Linked DNA regions of Homo sapiens: region 1 is linked to region 2. Evidence: chromatin loops called from intact Hi-C (ENCODE). Cell type or tissue: PC-3. All regions are shown on one strand.

Region 1 (2,500 bases), 210 kb after region 2:
AAAAAAGGGGAGAAAAGGCATTGTTTGCCAGTGTAAGCAATAAATTATAATGACTTGGTATGCAATAGTACCAGTTTCAGATGAAGGTATGTGTTAGATTTAAATCGAAGGCAACTTTTGGTGTCTTAAAGGAGGAGAGTTGGGACAGTTAGAAATGCATGCTGATTTCAAGGGATATCTACCAGGATATCTGTTTTCTTTGGAATTGTTTATCTCTTCTTTATCCTTTGTATCTATTGGGAGAGAGAGGACTTTACCATTCATTAATTACAAAATACTTGTTGTTCATCTTCACTGCATTTGTCTCTGTTAAATTAAGAGCTAGCTTCTGAAAAAAAATTAAAAATAACTTATTCAATCAGATTCATCTTCTGACTTTTATTGCAATTTATTGTCTTTGCATTATAGATAGTTACATAGGATTCTGAAATTTCTGAAACAATTAAGTATTTGGCTATAAGGAATATTAGAAAGAGTCAAGTAAGAGAAGAAAAGTTAATCATATCAAAAATATATAGATTGATGCAGAAACATCAAAAATGGTAACTCTTTTGTAAACTCCCTCAACATTAATCTACTAGATTATATCATACTTTAAAAATAACTAGGCCAGGTGCGGTGGCTCACGCTTGTAATCTCAGCACTTTGAGAGGTCAAGGTAGGTGGATCACAAGGTCGAGAGATCAAAACCATCCTGGCTAACATAGTGAAACCCCGTCTTTACTAAAAATACAAAAAATTAGGCAGGCATGGTTGCACGCACCTGTACTCTCAGCTACTCAGGAGGCTGAGGCAGGAGAATCACTTGAACCCGGGAGTCAGAGGTTGCAGTGAGCCAAGATCATGCCACTGCACTCCAGCCTGGACAACAGAGAGAGACTCCGTCTCAAAATAAATAAATAAATAAGTAAATAAAATAAGTGAAACATTTAATATTTATAATATTTGTTAGCATTAAAACTGTTTCACAAATAAGATGGTTGGATCTTGAAGAGTTTAACATCCACAAGTAGTCATAAAATAAGCATTTTATTAGATTAAAGTTGAATCATTCAATTCTTTCTATATCAAATCATCTTTTTTCTGATATATTTATTGTAATGTCATAAAATCATTTAAAAATATTTTTATAATACTTTATTTCAGGATATTTTCATTTTCTGTACTCCAGCATTAACTTTAATTTTCTTGCATTAAAAATCTATCAGAGATTAAACTATCAGAATTAAGCTAGATTATATTGTCTTTATCTTAATGACCAGAAAATGACAGAAATAGTGTCTCCTTCCTCTAAACCCATCTTACTAGGAGAGCAGTACCTTGTCATTGTTTTTAACCTCAAAGCTATATCAATTCTCTGGTTCTGAGTCCACCTTTCACCTCTTCATTCCACAGGAGAGAGGAATAGTGTTTGCTAATCTTCTGTATTTTGAAGGCAAAATATTCTACATGTGGATGCAATGGTTTTGCACATTTATAGAAGCTTTGATTGACTTCCAGCATTAAGTAGAAGTCAGAGCAAAACCAGATGCAAGAGATTGTGCTCTTTGATGTTTATAAACCAATGTATCTAATTTTACTACAAATATCTATAAAGGACGAAGGTATTGTATGAGGCCTGCAGAACTTACAGAGATGAGAATAAGAGTGGAGGCCCTCAGGATTTTGGAACAAATCCAAGGCCTTTTCACCAAAAACAAGTTACCTTTTGAGGAACAAAATGTGTCTCATTGCTGTGCTGTGGTAGAGATCAAACATTTGACCTTGGAATAACAGATAATCAGCAGCCGGGCGCAGTGGCTCACACCTGTAATCCCAGCACTTTGGGAGGCCAAGGTGGGTGGATCATGAGGTCAAGACATCGAGACCACCCTTGCCAACATGGTGAAACCCCATCTCTACTAAAAATATAAAAATTACCTGGGTGTGGTGGCATGCGCCTGTAGTCCCAGCTACTCAGGAGACTAAGGCAGGAGAATTGCTTGAACCCGGGAGGCGGAGGTTGTAGTGAGCCAGGATTGCACCACTGCACTCCAGCCTGGGTGACAGAGCAAGCCACCATGTCAAAAAAAAAAAAAAAAAAAAAAAAACATAATCAGCAAGTTCAGCCCTTTATCATGAAACTTATGCCACCATATCTACCAATTCACAAAGTTAATCATGTTCAGCATTTCATCATCAAATAGAAATTTCCAGCAAGGCCCAAAGGCACAAGTAATTTGTCTCAAATCCCCAGCATGCATATTTTTTTTCTACATTCCTTTCTCAACTAACTCCAATGGCCTCACAGGATATTAACTGAAAAATTTTGTCTGATTTAGAGTTAGCTTTGTGTCATATTCTGGAGACACTGTAAACCAATGTATATAGCCAGGAGAACACTATTTGCCCTTCAGTGGTACTCCTGAATGATACTTGAGAAGGAAAATATTCACAGTAGCTATAAACTCCCAAAGAACATGCAATTGTTTATACTGACTCATGGGCAATAACTCATAGT
Region 2 (2,500 bases):
CAGACCAGTAAAACAGAACAGAGAAGACAGATTAAAGCCAAGTACTTGTGGCTAACTGATCTTTGACAAAGCATACAGAAACATAAATTAGGGAAAGGACACTCTATTCGATACATGATGCTGAGCAAACTGGCAAGACACATGTTGAAGAATAAAACTATATCCTCATTTCTCAGTGTATAATAAAACCAACTCAAGATGGATCAAAGACTTAAATCTAAGACCTGAAACCACAAAAATTCTAGAAAATAACATCGTAAAAACATCTCTGGACATTGGCTTAGGCAAATAATTCATGACTAAGACCCGAAAAGCAAATGCAACAAAAATCGATAAATGGGACCTAAATAAACTAAAAAGCTTCTGTACAGCAAAAGAAATAATCAGCAGAGTAAACAGACAACCCACAGAGTGGGAGAAAATACTCACAAACTATGCATCTGACCAATGACTAGTATCCAGAATCAACAAAGAACGCAAACAAATCAGCAAGAAAAAAACATATAATTCCATCAAGAAGTAGGCAAAGGACATGAATAGACTATTATCAAAAGAAGATATACAAACAGCCAACAAACATATTTAAAAATGCTCACCATCACGAATCATCAGGGAAATGCAAACTAAAACTGCAATGAGATACCACCTTACCCCGGCCAAAAAACAATAGATGTTGGCATGGATGTGGTGAAAAGGGAACACTTTTGTACTGCTGATCAGGAATGTAAATTAGTTCAACCACTGTGGAAAACAGTATGGCAATTCCTTAAAGAAATAAAAGTAGAACTACCATTTGATCTAGGGATCTCACCACTGGGTATTTACCCAAAGGAAAATAAGTCATTATATTAAAAAGACACATACACAAACTTATTTATAGAAGCACAATTCACAATTGCAAAGATATGGAACCAGACTAACTGCCCATTGACCAACAAGTGGGTAAAGGAAATGTGGTAAAAATACACCATGGAATATTACTCAGCCATAAAAAGGAACAACTAATCTTTTGCAGCAATTTGAATGGAGCTGGAGGACATTATTCTAAGTAAAGTAACTCAGAAATAGAAACCAAATATTTATGTTCTCATTTGTAAGTGAGAGCTAAGCTATGAAGACACAAAAGCATACGTGTGATAAAATGGACTTTGAAGTAGGGGAAGGTTGCGAGGGAAGTGAGGGATAAAAGAGCACATATCTGGTACAATCTACAATTCTCAGGTGACAGACACACTAAAATCTCAGAAATCACCACTAAAGATTGGCATTTGGATTGATTTCATATCTTAGCTATTGTGAATAGTGTTGCAATAAGCACAGAAGTGCAGACATGGCTTTGACATACTGATTTTATTTGCTGTGGATATATGCCCAAGAGTAAGTTTGTAGATCTTATGGTACTTTTGTCTTTAATGTTTTGAGAAATCTTCCTAATATTTTTCACAATGGCTGTACTAACATATTGTCTCACCAACAGTGTGTAAGGGTTCTCTTTTCTCTACATACTCCCCAACCGTGTTATGTTATAATTGTTGATAGTAGTTATTCTGACTGGAGTGATTTGATATCTCATTGTAGTTTTGATCTTCATTTTCATGATGATTACTAATGGCAAGCATTTTTTTCCACATATCTTTTGGCCATATTTGTGTCTCATTTTGAGAAAGGTCTATTCAGTTTTTTTGCCTACTTTTTAAATAGGTTATTTTGTTGTTGTTGAGCTGTTTGATTTCCTTATATATTATGCATATTAACCCTTTATCAGATGTATAGTTTGCAATCACAGTCTTCCATTTTGTAGGTTGTCTTTTTGCCTTGTTGATTATATCCTTTGCTATGCAGTAGTATTTTAGTTTTATATAATCCCAATTTTTTGTTTGTTTTGTTTATCTGTTTGCGTTTGTTGCAGATGCTTTCACGGTTTTCTCTAAAAATCCCGTTCTGCACCAATGTCATGGCTTTTCTCCTATGTTTTCTTCTGGTAGCTTCATAGTTTTGGGTCTTACATTTATGTATTTAATCCATTTTGAGTTAATTTTTGCAAATGGTAAGAGATAGAGGTCATTCTTCAGCATGTGGATATCCAGTTTTCCCAGTACTATTCATTGAAAAGACTGTTTGTTTCCCATTGCGTATACTTGACACCTTTGCTTAAAATCATTTGGCTTTAGATGCACAGGTTTATTTCTGGGATTTCTATTTTGTTTCATTGAGTATGTATTTGTTTTTATGTCTGTACCACACTGTTTAATAACTGCAGCTTTGTAGTATGTTTTGAAGTCAGGTAGTATGATGCCTTAGCTTTATTCTTTTTGCTAAAGATTGCTTTGGCTATTCAGTCTTTTGTGGTTCCATACCCATTTTACAAATTTTTTTCTATCTCTGCAAAGAACGACACTAGTATTTTGATAGGGATTGCATTGAGCTTATAGATTGCTTTTGGTAGTACTTTCATTTTATCAACATTAATTCTTCCAATCCATAAGCATTGGATATCTTT

Evidence for each region. Hi-C counts contacts between places; a loop is a spot of excess contacts. Peaks named below come from ENCODE experiments on the same cell type or tissue, not always from the same donor. Only the 100,000 strongest peaks of a DNase experiment are listed, where the experiment ranks them.
Region 1: it touches region 2 in a loop (4-fold over the local background); 1 of 110 quality-filtered maps calls a loop at or near these places.

Annotation. Positions count from the first base shown.
Region 1 is chr3:145,621,084-145,623,583 of GRCh38, forward strand. It overlaps LOC105374144 (a long non-coding RNA gene), which reads right to left. Exons shown (of 4, transcript XR_001740944.1): 4 at 1,999-2,038. Among named protein-coding and RNA genes, the nearest start is that of LNCSRLR, 450 kb to the right of the region's middle. RefSeq lists a silencer at 2,379-2,500. In PC-3, no CTCF peak of the experiment used is centred here; no DNase peak of the experiment used is centred here.
Region 2 is chr3:145,411,401-145,413,900 of GRCh38, forward strand. No RefSeq gene overlaps it. Among named protein-coding and RNA genes, the nearest start is that of LNCSRLR, 660 kb to the right of the region's middle. In PC-3, no CTCF peak of the experiment used is centred here; no DNase peak of the experiment used is centred here; H3K27ac peaks cover 676 bases.